3 separate regions of the Homo sapiens genome follow, and regions 1 and 2 are each linked to region 3. A link is a loop called in an ENCODE intact Hi-C map of the cell type or tissue named here. Cell type or tissue: B cell. All regions are shown on one strand. Region 1 has its middle 5.9 kb from the start of RHBDF2. Region 2 overlaps PRCD (photoreceptor disc component). Region 3 overlaps UBE2O (ubiquitin conjugating enzyme E2 O).

Region 1 (8,000 bases), 98 kb after region 3:
TTGCTTTTCATTTTGTATCATGTGCATATATTACTTACATAACTTAAAGAGAAACACTGTCTAAACTCTTTGTTTTTGTTTTGAGACAAGGTTTTGGTGTCACCCAGGCTGGAGTACAGTATACTCATGGCTTATTGCAGCCTCGACCTCTGGGGCTCAAGTGATCCTCCCACTTCAGCCTCCTGAGTAGCTGGGACTATAGGTGCACGCCATCCTTTCTGGCTAACTAAATTTTTTTTTTGTAGAGATGGTGGTGGGCGGTGGGGGGGGGCCTCACTACGTCGCTCAGGCTGGCCTCAAACTCCTGGATTCAAGTGATCCTGCTTTGGCCTCCAAAATCGGTGGGATTACACTTTACATATTTTACTTTTATAACTTAAAGAAAAACACTGTTGGCCGGGCGCAGTGGCTCACTCCTGTAATACCAGCATTTTGGGAGGCCGAGGCGGGCAGATCACCTGAGGTCGGGAGTTCGAGACCAGCCTGGCCAACATGGAGAAACCCCATCTCTACTAAAAATACAAAATTAGCCAGGCGTGGTGGCACATGCCTGTAATCCCAGCTACTCGGGAGGCTGAGGCAGGAGAATCGCTTGAACCCGGGAGGCAGAGGTTGCAGTGAGCTGAGATTGCACCATTGCACTCCAGCCTAAGCAATAAGAGGGAAACTCTGTCTCAAAAAAAAAAAAAAAAAAAAAAGGAAAAGAAAAAGAAAGAATAAGTGAAAAACACCGTCTAAGCTTTTTTATTTTTATGGACCTACAGGTGTAGGGAAGATCTTCACAGATTGGGATAAGGAAAGGGATTTCTAGTGGGAAGAACAAGAACGAAGACACAGCCGGGAAACTGGCTGTGGTGGGGAAGCTTCTGGTGCTATGGCTTGGCTACATCGCAGGCTGTGTGAGGAGGAGGACAGGAGAAGCCTGGGGAGGCAGCGGGGGCTCAGGGTGGAGGCTGCTGTGTGTCTGGATAAGGGTTTTTACTTTCTTCTGTAAGCAAGGGGGAGCCCATGAGGCATTCTTCAACTAGGAAATTGCACCCTCATATTTTCTGCTTGTGTCCCCTCCTTTAAAACATGCTTTCACAGACACTATTTCATTTATTATTATTATTTATTTATTTTTGAACCGCAGTCTCGCTCTGTCGCCAGGCTGGAGTGCAGTGGCGCAATCTCCACTCACTGCAACCTCGGCCTTCTGGGTTCAAGTGATTCTCGTGTCTCAGTTTCCCGAGCAGCTGGGATTACAGGCATGCGCCACCACATCCAACTAATTTTTTTTTTTTGAGACAGAGTTTCTCTCTTGTTGCCCAGGCTGGAGTGCAATGGCGCAATCTCGGCTCACCACAACCTCCACCTCTCGGGTTCAAGCGATTCTCCTGCCTCAGCCTCCCAAGTAGCTGGGATTACAGGCATGCACCACCACACCTGGCTAATTTTGTATATTTTTAGTAGAGATGGGGTTTCTCCATGTTGGTCAGGCTGGTCTCGAACTCCCAACCTCAGGTGATCCTCCTGCCTCTGTCTCCCAAAGTGCTGGGATTACAAGTATGAGCCACTGTGCCTGGCCTTTTTTTTTGTATTTTTAGTAGAGATGGGGTTTCACCATATTGGCCAGGATGGTCTCGATCTCCTGACCTCGTGATCTGCCCACTTCAGCCTCCCAAAGCACTGGGATTACAGGTGTGAGCCACTGTGCCCGGCCTATTATTATTTTTTGAGGCCGTTATCTTGCTCTGTCATCCAGGCTGGAGTGCAGTGGTACAATGGGAATCACTGTAGCCTCAACCTCCTGGGCTCAAGTGATCCTCCCACCTCAACCTCCTGAGTAGCTGGGACTACAGGCCACCACACTCAGCTAATTTTGCTTTATTGTTTGTAGAGATGGAGGTCTCACTATGTTGCCCAGGCTGGTCTTGAACTCCTGGACTCAAGCGATCTTCCCGCCTCGGCCTCCCACAGTGCTGGGTTTACAGGCATGAGCCACTGCGCCCAGCCTATTTTATTTTTTAAATCTTGACAACAATTCTGCAGATAGGCAGGTCAGGCTTTACAGATGAGGACACTGAGGCTGCTGTGGAATTAAGACCAGCGACAGAGTTTGACATTGAGAAGCGTTGGTCCTCAGTGAGTACTGCCTTAGAGGAAGGCAGGAGAACATGCCCCAGAGAGGGACCCACCCTGGGAACTGCACACCCTGAGACCCCCTCAAGACTCACTTTGTGATCCTCGGAAGAAAAGGGCAGAGGGTCTTGAAGCCATTAGTTAGCAAACTCAGAAAAGCTCCGACAACACACCTTTGAAGGACGCCCTGGTATTTGTCCACGGGAGTAAAATATTAGGGGTCTATGTTTAGCTTTTTTCATTTTTAGAACGTGAGCGGCCGGGTGTGGTGGCTCACACCTGTAATCCCAGCACTTTCGGAGGCCAAGCCGGTGGTGGATCACTTGAGGTCAGGAATTCGAGACCCACCTGGACAACATGATGGAACCCCCATCTCTACTAAAAATACAAAAATTAGCCAGGCATGATCGCACATGCCTGTAATCCCAGCTACTTGGGAGGCTGAGGCAGGAGAATCGCTTGAACCTGGGAGGTGGAGGCTGCAGTGAGCTGAGATCGCGCCTCTGCACTCCACCCTGGGCGACAGAGTGAGACTCCATCTCAAAAAAAAAAAAAAAAAAAAAAAAAGGAACAGTGAATCTTTTGAATGAGAGGATGCTGGATGCTGACTTCCTTGTCAAGGTTCAGAGAAGTGTAGGACTGTGCCCAAGAACGCACAGGTGGTGAGAGAGAGCAGGGCTGGGTGCTGGGCCCCACACCCATACTCTTTCCAGCCATTCCGGTGGACCATTCCCATCTTTTGGAAGGGCCATTCTGGCTGTGCTCAGGACAGATGGGTTTGGGCAAAGGTGGGGAGGCCAGGTGAGAGGGAGCAGGGGAGTGGCTGGGGGAGCAGAGTAGAGGGAGGGATGAGAAGGGCATCCCCTCTCTTCGGAATTTAGCTGACACAAGCCCCCAGACTTCCTCTCCATATATGCTCTGGATTTACCTCCCCTTACCCCCAGGCCTCCAGCAGGGAGAGTCGGCAGCGGGAGTGGGCCCAGGTGGGAGCCCCAGAGAAAGGAACCACAGGATCTTGCCCGCCTGGCCGCAGAGATTGATGATGCGGGATCGCCATCTGGTGGCGAGAAGAGGTACCGCGCCAAGGAATCCACGTGGTCAGGGGAACCCGGGGAAGCCGCAGTCTTAGTGCTCCCCGCCACCTGCTTTCTCACCAGATACCCTGGCAGTCCAGCCTGAAGGTTAAGGGCACAGAGGCACAGGCTCGCTCTCAACAGGACTCGTCAGTGGTTAGCAAGATGCCAAAGCCTCTGTAACGCCTCTCCTTGCCACCCTGCCTGCCTTTACGACATGCCGGGGAGGGCACCAGTGAGTGACCTCTCTCCAAGGGTTCATGGGCCACCAGACCCTTAGGCACCTTGGGAGCTGCCTGCCACCAGGGGAGAAGCCAGGGTGCCTGGCATTCCTGGGTGCTGGGGAGGAGGCGGATGTGGTCAGACTCCTTAGGCCCAGAGATACTTTTCAGCTATCTCCTCCTGGTGCTATTCCTTCCCCCATGGTGCCCTTGAAATCCATCTCCACCTCCCTCCCAGCAGGCTGCTCCTCACCAGTGTTCTCACCCCACTGTCAGCCCTCCACTGGGTCATCCTAGTCTCAGCCAGGGCTCGGTCATTCCCATTAGCCCTTGGGAATGGACTTTGAAAGCTATTCCAGAGCCCCTGTCACCTGCTCAGCCCAGCTGTGCTCATTTTTCAGGCGCCCATCACTGCTGTATCTTCCCTCCCCAACCTTGGAGGCCTCAGTCACCCTGGGAGGAGAGTGAGGCCCGGGGGAAGGGCGCTGGCCTCGGGGGCATGCAAATGTTCAGGTACACCCAGCTCATCACTAATTAGCTTGTGAGATTAAGCAAGTTACTTAACTTTGGAATACTGAGGCCACCCTAGAAAGACATGCCATCCAGAAGCCATAAACCAGAAGATTGACAGATTGACATAAATGCCACCAATTTCCGTGCCACAAAAGGCACTGTAGACAAAGTTAAAAGCCAAACAGCTGGGCAAGGTGGCCCACATCTATAATCCCAGCATTTTGGGAGGCTGAGGCGGGAGGATCACTTGAGTCCAGGAGTTTGAGCTCAGCCTGGGCAACGTGGCCAGATGCCATCTCTACAAAAAAATAAAACCCGTCTAATTTTTATATTTTTGTAGAGATGGGGTTTTGCTATGTTGCCCAGGCTGGTCTTGAACTATTAGGCTCAAGTGATCCATCTGCCTTGGCCTCCCAAAGTGCTGGGATTACAGGTGTGAGCCACTGCGTCTGACAGTTTTAACTTCTTGATCATAGGTCCTCTCTGCCCCTGCTCCACAGCAACCAGCTACAGTCCTACCAGCCCATCCACACATCTCCTTCCGTTTCTTCCGCTGCCCTGGTTGCTTCAGGCGTAAGCCCGGGGTGGCCTCCATGCCTTCCCTAGTCCACCCTGCACAGGCTGCCAGCTCTGTGGCCACCACTGCTCCTGTTCCAGGATCTCCAGTGGCTCTAGGTCACCTCCCAAAGACAGTCTGAGCTCCTCAGCCATCGAGAGCCCCACAACCTGGTGCCAACATACTTCCCTGGTCTTACCTGGTATGTTCTCCATCACAGATTTGGCTTTCTGTAGCTCCCAGTCTCTGCTCACTTGCCTCCAGGGTCTCCACCGCTGACATGGTCTCCCTTCCTCACGGAGCCTTGAGCTGCTCTGCACCTCTTTTCCAGAACTTTCCTTGACGCCCCTTCTGGACAAGCTCCCTCCTCTGTGGTGTCCACGCTCATGTACACAACCTCCTTCTTCTCTCATGGAGAGATTTGAGAGGAGAAACAGGACCTCATTTAGTCTTTTTTTTTTTTTTTTTTTTTTTGAGACAGAGTCTTGCTCTGTCGCCCAGGCTGGAGTGCAATGGCACGATCTCGGTTCACTGCAAGCTCTGCCTCCCCAGTTCACACCATTCTCCTGCCTCAGCTTCCTGAGTATCTGGGGCTACAGGTACCCACCACCACGCCCGGCTAATTTTTTGTATTTTTAGTAGAGACGGGATTTCATTGTGTTAGCCAGGATGGTCTCTATCTCCTGACCTCGTGATCCGCCTTCCTCAGCCTCCTAAAGTGCTGGGATTACAGGCGTGAGCCACCGTGCCCAGCCCTAGTCTCTTTTAAAAAAAGTAATAGTGATGGGGTCTCACTATGTTGCCCAGGCTGGCCTCAAACTCCTGGGCTTAAACAATCCTCCTGCCTCCACCTCTCTAGTAGCTGGGAATACAAGCTCGAGCCATCGCGCCCTGTTTAACGTGATTTACTGATGGATGGGATGTGAGGGGTGAAAGAGAGGACAGTTGAGGAGGACTCCAGGGCTTCTTGCCTATTTAAATTGGCAAACAGAGCCTCCACTTTCGAGGGGAAATAGCCAGGGAAGAGGAGGCTTTGGCAGGGGTTCCGCTTCGTCCACACGAAGCGTGAGGGGTCCAGGAAGCAGCTGGAGGCTCCAGCCTGAATCAGGATAGAGATGTCAGGGCTGGGATTTAAATTTGGGATTGGATGAGCTCACTGAGAAAAGAGTGTGGGAAGAAAAGAGGGGCAAGGACAGAGCCCTGGAGCCATCAGCCCTGAGTCCAGAATAAAGGGACCAGGGAGAGGGAGGATTGGGAGAGGGAGGATTAGGAAGGGGGAGGTGGCATTGAGCTGAGATCGAGCCACTGCATTCCAGCCTGGGCTACTAAGCAAGACCGTGTCTCAAAAAATAAAATAAAATTAAAAAAATTACAAAATAAGGCCGGGTGTGGTGGCTCACGCCTATAATCCCAGCACTTTGGGAGGCCGAGACAGGTGGATCACCTGAGGTCAGGAGTTCAAGACCAGCCTAGCCAACATGGTGAAATCCTGTTCTACTAAAAATACAAAAAAAAAATAGCCGAGTGTGGTGGTGGGTGCCTGTAATCCCAGCTACTCAGGAGGCTGAGGCAGGAGAATTGCTTGAACCCAGGAGGCAGAGGTTGCAGTGAGCCGAGATCATGCCATTGCATTTAGCCTGGGCAATAAGAGCGAAACTCCGTCTCAAAAAAAAAAAAAATTACAAAAAAATCTAATAGAAATTTGGTAGAAAGGATAAGAACAATTCACAGAAGAATAAGTAAAAATGGTCAATGAATATAGAAGATATCCAACCTCACTAGTAATTTGGGAGATGTAAATCAAATCTGTGATGATCCCTAGCAACCAGATCTCCATGTCTGAATGGCAGGTGCCACTCAAGGAACCCTGGGGAAGTGGCTGGCTCCAGGGCCAGGGCCAGGGCCAGGGCCGGGCAAGAGCATGAGGAGCCTGGCACATGTTGTTCGCAGCAGAAAGCAAGGAAGCTTTAAAAGATTAATGGGGCCATGTCAAAAGGACACAGGAGCCAGCTGGAAGGGACTCCTACTGGCCAAGTTGTAACAATTTGAACATCAGAAAGAAAAACGATTGGCCGGGTGCTGTGACTCACGCCTGTAATCCCAGCACTTTGGGATTCCGAGGCGGGTGGATCACGAGGTCAGGAGATCAAGACCCTCCTGGCTAACATGGTGAAACCCCGCCTCTACTAAAAATACAAAAAAATTAGCTGGGCGTGGTGGCGGGTGCCTGTAGTCCCAGCTACTCAGGAGCCTGAGGCAGGAGAATGGCGTGAACCCAGGAGGCGGAGCTTGCAGTGAGCCAAGATTGCGCCACTGCACTCCAGCCTGGGTGACAGAGGGAGACTCCGTCTAAAAAAAAAAAAAAAAAAAAAGTCATTTGTTCATTAGACACTCAAACTGGGGAAATCCAGAGAAACTCTTGGGACCCCACCAAAGCATTTATTCAACCAAACTCTTGGCCAGGCCCAGTGGCAGGTAATCTCAGCACTTAGGGAGGCTGAGGTGGGAGGATCACTTGTGCTCAGGAGTTTGAGACCAGCCTGGGCAACATAGCAAGACTCAGTTTCTAAAAAAGAAAGAAAGAAAGAAAGAAAAATAAATTAGCCGAAGGTGGCGGCATGCACCCGTTGTCCTAAGCTACTCAGGAGGCTGAGGCAGGAGGATCGCTTGAGCCCAGGAGTTTGAGGCTGCAGCGAGCCATGATTGTGCCACTGCATTCTAGCCCAAGCCAGAGAGCAAGATCCTACCTCTTTAAAAATATATATATATATATGTGTATATATATGTGTGTATATATATGTGTGTATATATATATGTGTATATATATATATGTGTATATATGTGTGTGTGTATATATATATATGTGTGTGTGTGTGTGTGTGTGTGTGTGTGTGTGTGTGTGTATCAGGCCCAGAGAGGCAAAAAAATCAAGCATCTATCCTGCCTTTCCAGTAGAAACTGTATTTCAAAGCAGCCAAATAGTTGTCCGGTTTGAGGAAGGAATGCTTTGCTTTACAGAAGAATGCCAGCTGTATTAGGTATTTCTGGCTGCAAAACAATTTATCCCAAAACTTAGCTGCTTGAAACAGCACACGTTTATTATCACTCAGTTCCTGTGGGTCCAGGAATCTGGGCGTGGCTTAGCTGGTTCCTTTGGCTCAGGGTCTCTCATAGGGTGTCAACGAGAAGCTACAGTCATCTCGAGACTTGACTGGGGGACAATCCACTTTGAAGCTCACTCCCTCGGTGACAGGATTCAATGTCCGTCTGGCTGTTGGATTGAGGCTTTCTTTCCCCACTGGCAGTTGTCCAGAGACAGGGACGCTACACAGGAGTGTCAGCTGGGCAGTAGCACAGGACTCTGGGCTCAGAAGCCTCTGTGCTTGGTTTAACGCTCTGCTGTCCCCACATTGGAAGGCGTAATCATTTTTTCTTTGAACTTGTGTCTTATAGTGAAGTCCAGCTGGACAGTGGAGCATGCACCCTATCCACAGCTGACATCCACTGGACTCGCAT
Region 2 (8,000 bases), 140 kb after region 3:
GCTGAAATTATCAATAAGAAATGCCAGTTGGATCTGTGACATGTCTGCCTGCAGCTGGATGGGAGCAACGGACAGCTTGTCCTCCGAATGTGTTTTCTGTATGTGTGCAAGCGCGTGTGTTCCAAACGGGCAGTAGCGTGTGGGAAGGAAAAAGCCTGACACTTGTTTTTATCAATTTGCTGATGCTCAGTCCCGGCGGCTGCCTCCTTTGCCCCCAGCTGCTCTGCCATTTCTCTCTTTTCAATCCTGCATGATCCTGAGCAGAGATAAAAGCAGATTTCCGCTTCTGCTCCCAGATCCAGGAGCAGACCCTGCAGGCAGCTGCTCCTGATGTCTCACAGCTATTAGTCTTCAAAAACCCCCCGTGCCTCTGTGCACACGCGTCTCTCCTCCCCAGCCAGCCCCCCTCCCAGCCCAGCGGCGATGTCTCTGCCTGGCTGGCCCGTGCCCTTGACTTCCAGGCAGTAGAAGATGGAGTTCTCTAGACAGCAGCACTTCAGCCGCCACTCTGCCTCTGAAGGGAAGGAAGGGAAAGGGTGAGGGATGCCGCAGAGCAGAGGGAACCGCTGGGGAGGCGCTCAGGGTGGGGGAGGAGGTGCACCCCGCTGGGGAGGGCCTGCTGGTACCTCGGGGAGCCTGGCTGGGGTGTGTGCGAAGGCAGTTCTGTGGGAGCCTCTCAAAGTAGGGCAGGCAGGAGGCAGGGGGAAAGTCACACTAGGGAAGGAGCCTGCAGAGGCAAAGCCAGAGCGCCAGCCTGACCCAGGCCGTGAGCCCGTGATCGCCTGTCTCAGCTCCTGTCAGCCTGTCTCTCTCTTTGGAGGCATCGGCCTTCCTGGTGACAGGCCTGTCAGGCTGAGGGCCAGAGGGCACTGTTCCCGGGACCCAGTCTGTGTTCCCCGATCCTATCTGCATTTATTCTCTATTTGCCATGTTCCTGTCACCTCATCCTTGCTGCCATTTCCGAGTTGCTCATCTCCTTCCACTGGTCTGAGGAATTGTCAGGCCAAGGTCATGGAGCTGGCTCACGGCCCAGACGCACTTCCCCAGGGCAGCGCCCCTCCACGCCACTGTTCCGAGAACCTGCGCAGGAGGTGGTGGCTGCTCCAGGGATCCATCCAGAGGAAGGGCGGGAAAAAGAGAGGAAGGGGCTGCTGGCGGCCAGCGGGGCTGTGGCTGCCTGGGCTTGGAGGTTGCCTGGGCAGCTGGGGTGCCATGTGGGCCGGGTGGGGGGGCTGTCTCCCCCAGGGAGCAGGCTGGCTTTGGTGGGAGCAGATTGTGTTTACACCTTCCCCGCACACCCAGCCCACGCTCGCCTCTTATTCCCGGGGCCTCTCCCACCCCTGGGCTCTCTGCGCAGTCTGCACATTTGCAGCTCCTGCTGCAGAAAGTTACCTCTCTCAGCCTAGAGCTCCCCACAGAAGGCTCCTGGGACCCGGGTGCCCCTTCCTTGGCCCACTGGCTCCCATCACAGGGCTTAGTGTGAAGCTCAGGGCAAGGGTGGACCTTTAAATGGGGGAATTAAATCCTGACTATGACACTGTCCCCACTGAGGCTGAGTCCTTTTTCATCCCTTTCCTTGCAAAGAGCCGCTGCTTGGGAATGGGAGCAGGAGTGCTCAGGGGCTTGGGAGAGGGCAGATAAAGGGCAGCTAGAGAGGGAGAGCTGAGCCAAAGGGTGGGGTCCCTTCTGGTCTAGGGTGCTGGCTACTGTGAAATAACAAGAGTCCAAGAGCAAGGTGTCCAGAGTCAGAGCTCCTGGGTTTGAACCTTGTTCCACCAGCACATCCTACCTCTGTGGCCTGGGTAAGTTTCTGAACACCTCTGTGCCTCAGTTTCTTTAGCTGTAGGATGGAGATCCTACTGGTATCTGTCTCTTAGAGTTGTAAGGGTTGATTAGATAACGTGTGGAAGATGCTTAGCATGTTGGGTAAGTGTCCCATATATGTGAGCTGGCACAATCCGGTTTGAACTGTAAATTACTGAACAGTGGTAGATTCAGGACGGCTAGAGTTCCTCACATCCTCACTCTCTGGTCCTTCCTGCCGTCTCTCCACATACACAGAGCTGGGCGACCGGTAGTTCTGCAACAGATCAGAGGATGGCAGAGGGTGGCATTGCTGGGGTGGGGAAGCCCCCTGTAAGCCTGTACTGGAGAAGACCACCACTGCCTCTCTGTGCCCAGAACCATGTCCCAACCTCCAGTGGTGACCTCGACCTGGACAGCGCCACTCCCAGCTGGCTCTGCTTCCGGAATGAACCTCAGCTCCTTGACAAGACGGGAGGCGCTGCCCTGCTGTGGTACCTTCCTCCGTGTGAATGCTAATATCTCTGCTGGGGGAGCCTGAGTGACGGGGAAAGGCTGCTTGGAGCTGCAGGGCGGCTGAGGGCAGCAACCAGGAGCAGGGAGGTGCTGCTCCTGCAACTGAGGCTCAGAGCGGCTGCCAGTCTCTCCTGGAGACTGGAGCATGACCAGGGAACTAATGAGGCGGTGGGGGTGTGGTGGGAGCCAGGGAAGTAGCCACTGCAGCTGTGGCTGTCCACTGTCACCCTGGGGTGTAGATGTCACCTTGGGGAGTACCCACCCATTCCAAGTGTGCGGTTGTGTGTGTGTGTGGTTTGTGTGTGTGTGTGTGTGTGTGCGCGCAGTCCTGGGCAAGGGCAAACAGTACAGGTGGTGGGCCAAGACTAGATGGGTAGGGCACAGTGCCCACTATGAGACAGGCACAATGGCGAGAGAGCAAACCCTGCTGGTTCCTCAGGCTCCCGTAGCCTCTCTGTGGGGGGCCTCACTGTTAGGAAGAAGCCCAAGACCTAGAGCTAGAGGAAGATAATGCTTCTTTGTGAACCTCAGAAGAACAGTTTGGTTCGCACGGAAGCTTATGTTAACATAATGATGATACTAATCGTATGATTAATAACCACTAACATGCATTGGGCGCTTACTATGTGCTAGGCACTGTGCCAGCTGCTGTATTTTACGCACTGTTTCATTTATGCGGCAGGAACTGTTATCATTTATCCAATAAGGAAAGTGAGGTTCACAGAACTTGCTCAAGGTCACTCATAGCTGGCAGTGAAGCCAGGACCTGAGCCTGGGAAATCTGACACCAAAGCTTGGGATAGAGGGGGCCCAAGTCTCGAGTTGGGGGCCGTGAGGAAATTTTGATTGTGACCTGTCTACAAGGCACAAGGAATGGAGCTGTGGTCCCGCCCAGCCTGCCTTTGCAAGTGGGCTGGTGTTGGCCAGGGTCATTGCCACCAATCTGTCTTCAGGAACTCACATTCAAGGGCAGACCAGACTCTAGGCCCTGAGAGGCTGGTTCTTGCCTGCCAGGTGAGGGGGAGAGGAGAGCTGCCCCTTTAGGACCCCTCAGTCTTCCTCAGGAAGGATGTGGTGGCCTCTGGCAGGGATGACAGACAGCGAGGTCATCACCCACAGTCACTGCAACTGCCACTCTGTTGCCTCCTTCAGCCAGGGGCAGGGCCCTGGGGAGAGGACAGGATGGCAGCCAGCAGCCCAGCTGGAGATGCGGAGCCTGGTGAGGAAGGTTGTTTTGATTTGTTTTTGCAGGGGGAGGGTGCAGGCCATGGAGACCAAGGAGGTGGCTTTCAGGGGGATCCGCTGACAGTGGGAAGCCAGTCCTTGTGCCTAAGGAGCACAGACCCTCTCTGTGTGACACATGTGCCCCCTAGTGGGGATGATGACTGTAGTGGGGGACTGAGAAAATTTTTAAAAATTTACTAACAGACTCAGCCTGTGCACCTGGGGAGGAGAGGCCAATCCTGTCCCTATGTGAACACACACACATTCACACACACACACACACACATATTCACACACAGAGACACCCACATTCACACACACAGACACACACACACAGAGACACATACATTCACACACACACATACACAAACACAGTCATATACCTATACAAACATATAATACACACACAGACATACACACATTCACAGAGACACACATTCACACACACACACACAACACACATTCACACACACACAGACATACACATATACATATTCACACACATACACATACACACAGACACACATAACACATTCACACACACATACACATATACAAACATATTCACACACATATACACACACATACACATAAACATACACATACATACACATTCACACACACATTCACACATACACATGCATACACAGACATACACATATACGAACATTCACACACATACACACAGACATACATGTACACACACAAATAAAACAGACACACAGAAACACACACACATAATCACAGATACACATGCATACACAGACATACACATTCACACATACACACACACATATACACCGACACATACACATTTACACACATACAGACATATACACTTATAGACACACATAGCATACACATACACACAGTCACACACACAGATACACATAAACATACATACACACAGAGAGACATACACATACACAAATACACACAGTATCATATGCAGAGGCAGAAGCCATTTGAACTAAGCATTAAAATAAATTAATGTGTTCATTTGGTCATTTATTTAACAAGCGTGTCCTGGGAACCTGCAATGTACAAACCCTGTATCAGGTGTCAGGAGTGACACTCGAGGAGAGACAGACCCTGCCCTGCTGGTTGGTCCTATAGGAAGGCCCCAGCCTCGGTGGCCTAGTTCTGCCAGCCCAACCCTGCCTGTCCCTGTGACCTTTAGTTCTCTGGACCTCGGTTTCCTCATTTGATAAACATTTGTCAAGCCCAGGTGGGCTGGAGTGAGGACGCAGAGGACTAATGATCTCCTCAGGAAAAGAACAGTTTAGTAAAATGAAGGGGATGGACCAGAAGCTCTCTGGGGGCCCCACCGACTTTCCCAATCGAAAGCAACTGTAATGAACTGTGTCTGGAGTGCTGTGTGCCAGGCACTGTGGATCCAGAAACGGATTAAGACCTTCTGCCACAAACAACCAGAAAACTGGGCAAGATATAAGCAGCAGACACTTGACAACAGGCAGCACACAGGACAGTGACCCCATGACTGCCTCAGCTTCTGCCTGGAGACAGTTCCCTGACTGTGCCTTGGGGAGGGGAAACCCAAGCGGACCACAGTGGCTTTGCTAAGGTGAGGAGGAGACAGAATCAGAGGTCAAGACAGTGTGAGATTCATAAGGATATACACACAGATCAATGGAATCCAAAAACAGATGCAGAAAGGCAATCCAATGGAGAAAGAAAGGTCCTTTCAACAGGATACAAAAAGCACTAACCAGAAAAGAAAAATCAATACACTGGACTTTATCAAAATTAAACCTCTGCTCTTGGAAAGACTAGGAGTAAATATTTGCCAAACAAAAATCTGAGAAAGGACTTGTATCCGGAATACATAAAGAACTTTTACAATTCGATAATAAGATGGCCCAATAAAAAAGTGGGGAAAGATTTTAATAGACACTACAACAAAAAATAAACATACAGCTAAAATACATAGAAAGTTGTTCGACATGCGGCTGGGCGCGGTGGCTCACGCCTGTAATACCAGCACTTTGGGAAAGAAGAAAGATACTCCACATGCAAATCAAAAGCCCAATGACATACCACTACATGCCTACCAGAGTGGTTACAGCTGAAGGCCGACCATAGTAAGTACTGTCCAAGATGTCACCCTGTCATACACGGCTGGGGACTGGTGAAGTGTTACAACCACTTGGGAAACCAGCATGGTGGTTCCTTATAAAGTTATCCCAGAGGAATGAAAACTTACATCCACAAAAAAGACTGCAAAGATGTTCATGGCAGCTTTATTACTAACAGCTCCAAACTGGAAACAACCCAAATATTCCTCGACGTGGGAACAGATAAACACACTGAGATATATAAAGATAGAATAATACTCAGCAATGAAAAGGAAATGAACTGCTGATGCCGACGACATGGGTAAATTGAGAGAAGCCAGACACAAAAGAGCCCCTACTGTGTGATGATGACATGTACACGGAATTCTAGAACAGGCAGAACCGACTGATAGTGACAGAAGGCATCAGTGGTTGACTGGGGCCGGGGTTAGATATTGTGGGGGTTGACTGCAAGGGTAAGAAGGTTTTTGTTTTTTTGTTTGTTTTTTTTTCTTTTTTTTGAGATGGAGTCTCACTTTGTCACCCAGGCTGGAGTGCAGTGGCATGATCTTGGCTCACTGCAACCTCCACCTCCTGAGTTCAAGCAATTCTCCTGCCTCAGCCTCCTGAGTAGTAGGGACTACCAGCTTACACTACCACGCCCAGCTGATGTTTGTATTTTTAGTAGAGACGGGGTTTCATCATATTGGCCAGGCTGGTCTTGAACTCCTGACCTCAAGTGATCCACCCGCCTCGGCCTCCCAAAGTGGTGGGATTACAGGTGTGAGCCACCGTGCCCAGCCTAGAAGGTTCTTTTTTTTTTTTTGAGATGGAGTTTTGCTCTCATCACCTAGGCTGGAGTGCAATGGTGCGATCTCGGCTCATTGCAACCTCGCCTCCCAGGTTCAAGTGATTCTCCTGCCTCAGCCTCCTGAGTAGCTGGGATTACAGATGCCCACCACCACGCCCAGCTAATTTTTTGTATTTTTAGTAGAGACGGGGTTTCGCCACGTTGGCCAGGCTGGTCTCAAACTCCTGACCTCAGGTGATCCACCGGCCTCAGCCTCCCAAAGTGCTGGGATTACAGGCATGAGCCACCGCACCCGCCTAAGAAGGTGCTTTTGAGGTGACAACAGTGTTCTAAATCTTAACTGGGATTGTGGTTACATGGGTCTATACACTTATTGGACTACTGAACCATACATTGTAAATGGTTATACTGTATTGTATGTAAGTTACACGAGAATAAAGATGATTTAGAGAGTTAGAAACAAAACAAGAATGAAGAATGATGCTTGTTTTGCTCACCATCTAGCAGAAAAGCCAGACATACAAATAATCATCAAACAGTGGGATGAGTGTTCAAAGTATGTTGAAATAACACGAACTCCCATTTATCAAGTGCTTACCTTGCGCCAGGCGCTGTGCTAAGTGCCCCGAAGCACTGATTTAACGAAGTCCCGTGATGTTTGGATGATCCTCCTCCTCCTCCTCATTTTACAGATGAGAAAATAAGACTCAGAGAGAAGTGAGGTGACCTTTGCCAAGGTTACTCAGCTAGAATCAGCAGAGCTGGGACTTTCCTCCAAGTCCTCCTGGGTTGCAGACAATGTGCTAATCCACCTGCCACCAGGAAGGTGCCACGATGAAACAGCTCGGGAATTGTTGCAGCGTCTCAGTCAAAACTTCGCAGGAAGTATTTAAGTACAAGCTGGAATTTGCAGAGCAGAGAAGAGAATGCAGTGAAGGGACTTTCAAGGCAACAGGAACAAACACCACCACAAGCAAAGGTTATGCAACAGCTGTGAGAAGGCAAGGGTTTCTGGGCATGGAGAGACATGCCCAGGAAATAACAGAAGAGATCCATGGAGCATTATATCGTCTTCAAATTCATTTATTTTTATTTTTAAAAAATCAATTTTTGAGTAATACTCTAGAGGCAGTGGCTCTGCCAAGCAGGGAAGTCAAATGCATCGCTTTTTTTCCTGTACACTGTTGGCAAGCACAGATAATCCACAACTCCAACGCCATCTATTCTCAATGCGTAGGGTCTGTGTTATATTTCTCCTCTTCCAGAAAGTTAAAGCTCGGTGAAACTTAAAGCAGTGATCCCAGGTTTTTAAATTTTTATATTTTTACTTTTCTTCCATCTGCCTGGTCATCTGCATGATCCCAGCTTTCTGAACAGGATTTGTGACACTGTTTCACGGTCCTAAGAACTCTCAGGAAAAAATCCTCTATATTTTCATGACAGGTTTTCTAGGTGGGTGAATTAAAGTCTCTGGAGTTAAGCAAAAACGGTCCACTGTCATAGCGTAATTTTTTTAGGAAACATGGCATGGTGGCTGAGACCATGGGTTTTTAGGCTGGATTGTTTGAGTT
Region 3 (8,000 bases):
CTTCCAGCTTCTGAAGGAAAGCGTCACATCCACACTGCTAAGTGCACAAATCCTAAGCGTTTGGCTAGCAGTATCTTCACAGACCGCACACACCTCCGACCAGCACCCAGACCCACAGGCAGAGCGCGTCACGCCCACAGGCCTCCTGGGGCCCCTGTGGTCACTGTCTCACCCACCAGAGGCACTTGGCTTGCCGGAGGTAGCCTTCCTCACACTGAACAGTGCAGCTCAATGACAGATCACATAAGGCTGCACTTTAATGAAGGATTTAACAGCCCATTCTACAGAGAGCAAAACATTTGCTTTGCGTTCAATCTTTTTTCTGCCCTCTGCAAGTGCCTGCCCTAGCTGATCAGTGCTGAGGGAGAGTGGGCTGGGGGAGAAGCAGGACACTGGGCTGCGGTGGGTCACCCTGAAGCCTGGCTATCACCGGACACCATGTTCTAATCTGGGTTATCCTCCTGACCAGCTGCGGCCTGCACCTTATCTGCTGCGCTTGGAGCCCTGCAGGCTGCTAAGTAACCCTCAGGATGGTTGGCTCTTGGAGCCCGGCCAACTGCACGAGCACCTGATTGTCTCTTTACGCACAGCTGGCAGCGGCCACTGCCTCCTGCTGCTCCATCGCCCAAAAGCCCAGGCACGTGATGCTCCCACCAGGCCAGCCTGCGTCTTTTTTAGCTGGTTCCTCAAACCTGGGGCAGCTCCTCTATGGTTCTTCACTGGGTCATAATCATGGATGGGTCTCTGTGTGTGTCCACCTCCGAGACCCCAAACCACATGGCTGGAGAGCTGTTTCCTCAAATAGCCAACCAGACACTCCTCCGTGGTGGCCTCTCTTGACCTGGGGGCACTGAGAGGTCACCACCAAGAAAGGAGAACTGAGTCGCCGAAAAAGGAAGATACTGGCTCAAGGTCACTTAAATGCTGGCAATGACAACTAAAACAAACTCTGCTAGTAGAAGAACGTGACTCACAAAAAAAAAAAGGAAAGAAAAGCAATGAACCCCACCACCAACCAGCAGTGCAGAGAGTCCCATGGGAACTCATGAGCCCAAGTTGTTTTTTTTTTTTTTTTTTTTTTTTTGAGATGGAGTCTCGCTGTGTTGCCCAAACTGGAGTGCAATGGCGCAGTCTCGGCTCGCTGCAACCTTCGCCTCCCAGGTTCAAGCAATTCTCCCGTCTCAGCCTCCCGAGTAGGTGGGACTGCAGGCACGTGCCACCACGCCCGGCTAATTTTTGTATTTTTAGTAGAGATGGGGCTTCACCATGTTGGCCAGGCTGGTCTCGAACTCCTGACCTCGTGATCTGCCCACCTCAGCCTCCCAAAGTGCTGGGATTACAGGCGTGAGCCACTGCATCCAGGTATGAGCCTGTTTCAAATGACAACTTGCCCAGTCCTTAAACGCAGGGTTCTTGAGTCAGACACAGGAACGTCAGGCAAACCACTCCTGCCGACATGTGGAAGGAGAGATGATGGCAGCTGTCTCAGCATGGCTGAGGTGGAGTCACCAAGGCAGCGGACCGCAGGTGGCACATGGTGCACGGTACAGAGTAGGTGCTCAGCAAGGTCGGCAGCTGTGATCACTGGCCCTGTGAGCTGCAGGGTGAAGACCCCTGAAAGGTCAGGCTCTCCTTATCTCTGCTCCAAGACCCCAGGAGGCTGGAGAGGCATGCTGGCGTGACGGTGCCACTTTTCTAAATCAAAGAATATTCTGTGCCTGTAACCCTCTGTGCCCAAATCTCCACTCTGAGATACGGCATTTTTTTGTGCTGCCCCACCCTATCTTAATCCCCTGCTCCCATTTTAGACTTCAAAAAGCCACAATTGCTCCCAGAGAAGCCAGAAGCGGCAGGACAGGAGAATCCAATGCAAGGGGGGCTGCACCATGTGTGGCAGGAGGGCTGCCTCCACCACTTGGGGGTCCCTGAGAGAGCAGCCAGGAAAGGAGGAGAGAAGAACGCAGACACAGACCTAAATCAGTGCCGTCACTGATGAAACACCCTGTTCAGCCTAACAGCACCCTTGGGAGTGCAGGGGAAACCGAGGTGTCAACTCTGAGGCTGAAGCAGAAAAAAACAGCTGGTGAAAGCTGGCATCATGGCAAGGCCAGAGGCTGGCAGGGCAGGCAGTGCCCAGTGCTCCCAGGAGAGGGAGGCTGGCAGCAAATGCCATTCTTCCCGTGGGGTCTCCAGACAACAGCAGCTCCACCTCACCAGGATGCTGCCTCCAGGGGCTCTTCTGACCTTTCTATGACAAGGAGTTACATTTCTCCAAAGACCTGATGGTGCTGGGAGCAGAGTGGGAGCGACAAGGGGCTGGGGGATGGTAACATGGTGGCTACACTCCCTTCCACTGGGAATTAGAACCCAAGACAACGGCATGTGGAAGGACTTAGGATGACTTGGGAGGCTCTTGTGACTTTCCTTCCTAACTTCCTATACCCCACCCATACTGGGCACTGGCTTTCTCCAAATAAGCCCATACCCTCCCATCTGTGAGCCACTCCACTGAACAGTTACTTCCAAATGTCCTCCTCTCCCTGCCCCCGTATGCACAACCTGCTTCACAAAGCCTTTCAGTGCCCCCGTCAGGAAGGAACCGACGTGCTCCTGGCGAATGCAAGAGCTCTGGAGTTTTTCGCCTCATGCTAACCAGGTGCTTCCTACCTGGCAGACAGTTCTCCAAGCGTTTCACTGTCTTCGCCCATGAGGTGCTCCACAACCCATGAAGCACATCACTGCCATGCTCATTTTGCAGATACGCAAACTGAGACCAAGAGAAAATAAGCAACTCATTCAATGTCACAAGTAGTGGAGCTGGGACCTGAACGCAGGCAGTTTGGCTCCAGAGTCCATTCTCTTAACCAAATAAAAAGCTCATCTCTCCCCAGAGCTACAGAGACAGGGAAAGACTTCTGGCAGGTCTACACATTTAAAGACAGTGATTCTTCTGCTTATGAAAGAAAGAAAAACTCTCTTCATTTCTGAGGCAAGTGGAAGGCAGCAATGGTGGCCACTGACTGCGGATGCCTGCTAGGCACAGTTTGCCCTCCACTTCCCCTTCTACCTCCAAAGAGCAAATGACAGGTGCCAGCCGGCCTGGCAGGTGAACACTAGAGGGCACTGTGCCCACTCTGGGAAAGCACCAGATTTGTGAACAAAACTAAACCTTGGAATAAACCCAATCCCTACTGTTAAGGGGTGCCCTGCTTGTAGTTTAAAAAAAAATTGTTACTAGGAGGGGATCTGGGGTCGGGGGTGAAGAGATTTCAACTGTCCTCATGGGCTCTGAAATTCTAAACAACCTCAGAGTTGGTGAGCTATTTATTGTCTAACATTTCTTTTTTTTTTTTGAGATGGAGTCTCACTCTCTGGCCCAGGCTGGAGTGCAGTGGCGCGATCTCGGCTCACTGCAAGCTCCGCCTCCCGGGTTCACGCCATCCTCCTGCCTCAGCCTCCTGAGTAGCTGGGACTACAGGCGCCCGCCACCACGCCCGGCTAATTTTTTGTATTTTCAGTAGAGACGGGGTTTCACCATATTAGCCACGATGCTCTCGATCTCCTAACCTCGTGATCTGCCAGCCTCGGCCTCCCAAAGTGCTGGGATTACAGGCGTGAGCCACCGCGCCCAGCCTATTGTCTATTTCTTAGAGAGTCGTAACTATCAGAGGTTTCTGAACAGAAAAAGGACAAGACAAGATGCCAAAATGCTAACAGTGTCTCTAAGCCAGAAGGGGTGGTGGCTGGTTTAAAATGAACACACACTACTTTTTTTTTTTTTGAGACAGAGTCTCGCTTTGTCGCCCAGGTTGGAGTGCAGTGGCACGACCTCAGCTCACTGCAACCTCCGCCTCTGGGGTTCAAGTGATTCTCCTGCCTCAGCCTCCTGAGTAGTGGGATTACAGGCATGCACAACCATGCCCGGCTAATTTTTGTATTTCTAGTAGAGATGGAGTTTCACCATGTTGGTCAGGCTGGTCTCCAACTCCTGACCCCATGACCTGCCCTCCTCAGCCTCCCAAAGTGCTGGGATTACAGGCGTGAGCCACCGCCCCTGGCAAACACACACCACTTTGCACACATGTGACTCAACAGTGGGGCTGCCCAGTGGAACCCAGGACCGACATCCTCTGTGCCTCCTCTGGAAACAGGAGCAGCAAACAACACAGTTGCCCTCCGAGGAGAGGGATTCTGGCACATGCTAAGCGCCCATTCTCCTGCAGGGGGGATGCAGACAGACAGACGCAGAGAAGGTGGTACCAAGTGCCATGAAGAAAAACTAGGCCACATGGGGGCCAGCAGAGGGAGAGCACAGTGAAGAATTTTAAATGTGTGGTCAGGAAAGGCCCCTCCGAGGTGATGCTGAACCAGAGATCGGGATGAGATGGGGAATGAGCTTACCAAGCAGGGAGGAGTAGCTGTCAAGGTGCTGGGTGGGGTGACTGGCACAGGCCGGCAAGGCTTCAAGAAGGCAGAAGGCATGGTGCTGTTATTCAGGCCTTAGAGAGCCACAGGGAGGGCTTGAGATTCTATCCTGAGCAAGATGGAAGCCCCTGAAGGCCTCCACTCAGAGCCCTGCCTGATGGTGATATCCAAAACATTACCTGATTTTTGGGCAGGGAACGTGCTGAGAGAGGGAGCACGGAGGCTGGTTAGCCCAGTGGTTCTCACCTAGGGGTAATTTTGCTCCTCAAAGGACATTTGGCAATGTCTGGAGACACTTTCGGTGGTCATAAAGGGTGGTGGGGGTTCTGGTATCTAGTGGGCAGAGGCCAGAATGCTGAGCATCTAACAACGCACAGGACATCCCTCAACGAAGAATGGCGTGGCCAACGCACCCGCAGTGCCACAGCTGAGAAGCCCTGAAGGTGCTCTGGAGACGCAGGTGCTGAGACCCGAACAATGGCAGAGAAGGTGGGTCTGCGGACCAGCCTCTGGATACATCAAGTAGGAAAGCAATCAAATGGTAAGTGAGGGGTCAGGGACAATGCCAGGGCAGAGGGCAACGTGGCAGGAGGCTGGGCACTTCTGTTGTGCCCCATTTGAGCTCCCCGAAGCTATGCTGGGGGCCACTCAGAGCAGGCATTCAGGAGCCGGGGAAGCTCACCGGGGGCCTCTCCTGCCAGGAGCACTCTCCCTCCACGGCTGCCTGACTCCCAAGGCACATGCTGCTTCTCTGAGCTGCAGTCTTGAGGCTGACCCCCAATAACACAGCAAAAGCAACTAGCTCGTCCTGCAGCTCCTGGTCCAGACTCTCATTCATAACACTGACCTTGACTGACCAGGTGGAATCCAAATTCACTGTATAAAGTGATCCAGGAATAGAAAACACAAACTGAGGCTGATCAACATGTTGAAAATACAAAGACGCTAAATAAAGAAGCTACTTTTTTTTGGTGTGGTGGGGGAGGGGGTGGGTGGGAAGAACAGAGTTTCACTCTGTCGCCCAGGCTGGAGTGCAATCATGGCTCCATCTTCCAGGTAATACTCCCACCTGTCTCCTGAATAGCTGGGACTACAGGCGTACGCCACCATGCTTGGCTAATTTTTGTAATTTTTTGTAGAGAAAGGGTTTTGCCATGTTACCCAGGCTGGTCTCAAATTCCTGGGCTGAAGCAATCCTCCTGCCACCAAAGTGTTGGGATTACAGGTGTGAGCCGCTCCACCTGGCCAAGAAGCTACTTTCAAGTGATTTTGATTGTCATGTCCCTGTAGGAGCGGATGGCTCCTAAAGGCTGGGCTGCTCCTGGAGGCCATGCCCTTGCCCCAAGGGAAAAGGCGGCTTTGTGCCTGGCCACTAGCACCAGCATTTGAACACTAAATGGGCTCCCAGTTCAAAAAGGGGAGCTGGAAGAAGTCCAAAAGCAGGGGCCTGCATGGAGCCTAAGCACTTACAGCTCAAGGCTGGAAGCCACCAGCCATGCCACAGTCATCTCCAGGTGTCAGACACCAGGGAAGGCCAAACAGGACGAGACATGGGTGCTCTCTTTTAATCCCGGGGTAAAAGGCAACCCCACCGCTTCTGGAGGTTAGTGATGTAATCAATACCAGATTTTTTCTTTTTTTTCTTGAGACAGGGTCTCACTCTGCCACCCAGGTTGGAGGGCAGTGGCGCAAGCAGGGTTCACTGCAGCCTCAACCACCTGGGCTCAAGTAATCCTTCTGCCTCAGCCTCCTGAGTAGCTGGGACTACAGGCACATGCCACCACCCGGCTAATTTTATTTTTTTTGTAGAGACTGGGTTTTACCATGTTGCCCAGGCTGTTCTTGAACTCCTGAGCTCAAGTGATCCTCTTGCCTCAGCCTCCCAAAGTGCTGGGATTACAGGCGTGAGCCACTGTGCCTGGCCCCAATACTAGGTTTTCAGCTCACAGCTTGCAGTAGTCTCAAACAGAAAAGGTCCAGCATCATGCCAAGTGCCCGCTGAGGCTTCACAGACAGCCTGGGACCTCAAGGACAAGCGGACGACCAGCCCCACACTAGGTCCCTGGTGAGTGTGTAGACAACAGGTCAGCTTGCAATGGCTCCTGGATTTGTGTTCAAAGAGTGAGGCTTTCCCTTTGTAGGACTAAGCCAGACCCTAGACCTCTGAAGGTCCAGCAGCCACACACAGGACTGAAGCTGTTGACCTAGGCCAGGACTCAAAGACCAGATTCCTAAAAGGAAGATGAGGTTAGACCAGCACTGGAAACTTCTAAATTCCAACTTGATACTTCCCAAAGAGTAAAAACAATCTGAGAAACGCCACTCCTCCACCCCCTCCCTGACCCCCCATCTCTTATTGTCTGAGCTGGGTCTGAGTCCTAGGTGTATAGAAAAAGAGTGAACTTGACAGTGGCCAACTGGGGGTGTGGGAGAGACAGAGCTTCCAATTGTGCTGGGGACCTCAGGGGCTCCTAACCAGCCTCTCTCCCTCCCCTCCTGTCTCAGCTGAGGCCTCTCTGGCTCTTTGGTTGTCCCTGAGCTTGAAGGGTCTAGCTCCACGCTGCCATGTGCCCACTCCACTGCCAGCACAGGTGTGGCGCCACTATAGTTCAAGACAGGGGTCACGTGTGTTAGTGCATATATATTTTTCAAACTAAGAAAACCAACTCGGCCGGGCGCAGTGGCTCAAGCCTGTAATCCCAGTGCTTTGGAAGGCTGAGGCAGACAGATCACAAGGTCAGGAGTTCGAGACCAGCCTGGCCAACACGGTGAAACCCCGTCTCTATTAAAAATACAAAAATTACCTGGGCGTGGTGGTGGGCACCTGTAATCCCAGCTACTTGGGAGGCTGAGGCAGGAGAATCGTTTGAACCCGGGAGGCGGAGGTTGCAGTGAGCCGAGATTGCGCCATTGCACTCCAGCCTAGGTGACTGGAAGACAGGGCAAGACTCTGTCTCAAAAACAAAACAAAACAAAATGAAACAAAAAAACCCAACTCAGTTTTGCGGGGGTGGAAGCAGGAAACCTTGCTGAGGCCTAGGATCCCACTTTTTTAGTGATTCCTATATATTCAAGGCTAGACAAGAATACAAACATAAAATAAGGTACACATATGGTCTTTAAAGATTTTGCAAGAATCTGACGTAGGGATGGGGTGGAGGAAGTAAGGACCAGTGACATTCACCCCCATCCCACAATGTTAATGCAGCTTGATGGCCTGAGAAGCTACTTACACCAGATTGGAAAGTTTATCCCAGTGTGGATTTCTGAAAAAGCTGCGGAAATCGTAGAATGGCATATTCCCCAAAGCAGCACTTTTTTTCAAACCATGTGTTGTGACCCATTAGTGGGTTATAGAACCAATTTAGTGGGTCATGGTCAACACTGGACAAAAAAAAACCTGAGTGCATTAATATACATGTGGTAAGAATAAGTACTATTAGGTTGGCAAAAAGTAACTGCAGTTAAAATATTTTGAAAAAACCCGTTCAGTTGCATATATAACACGTATGTGTCCCGGGTCATGATATAAAATGTGTATTTTACCGTGAGTGACTGCTGAGAAGCTGGAGAAT

The links. Peaks named below come from ENCODE experiments on the same cell type or tissue, not always from the same donor. Only the 100,000 strongest peaks of a DNase experiment are listed, where the experiment ranks them.
Region 1: a loop joins it to region 3, with 11 times the contacts of the local background. A loop is called at or near these places in 71 of 110 quality-filtered maps.
Region 2: a loop joins it to region 3, with 13 times the contacts of the local background. A loop is called at or near these places in 4 of 110 quality-filtered maps.

The regions. Positions count from the first base shown.
Region 1 is chr17:76,503,364-76,511,363 of GRCh38, forward strand. No RefSeq gene overlaps it. Among named protein-coding and RNA genes, the nearest start is that of RHBDF2, 5.9 kb to the left of the region's middle. RefSeq lists a silencer at 6,873-7,083. In B cell, CTCF peaks have their summits at 3,177 (motif pointing left) and 3,378; DNase peaks (open chromatin) are centred at 898 and 3,188.
Region 2 is chr17:76,543,835-76,551,834 of GRCh38, forward strand. PRCD (photoreceptor disc component) reads left to right here. Exons shown (of 5, transcript NM_001077620.3): 5 at 1-1,542. It also overlaps a transcript of CYGB not described here. Among named protein-coding and RNA genes, the nearest start is that of PRCD, 7.8 kb to the left of the region's middle. RefSeq lists an enhancer at 3,476-3,979. In B cell, a CTCF peak has its summit at 3,686 (motif pointing left); a DNase peak (open chromatin) is centred at 3,667; H3K27me3 peaks cover 246 bases.
Region 3 is chr17:76,405,634-76,413,633 of GRCh38, forward strand. The region is part of intron 1 of UBE2O (ubiquitin conjugating enzyme E2 O); the gene reads right to left. Among named protein-coding and RNA genes, the nearest start is that of SPHK1, 25 kb to the left of the region's middle. In B cell, CTCF peaks have their summits at 3,113 (motif pointing right) and 3,313; DNase peaks (open chromatin) are centred at 648, 798, 1,517, 3,108 and 1 weaker place; H3K27ac peaks cover 1,134 bases.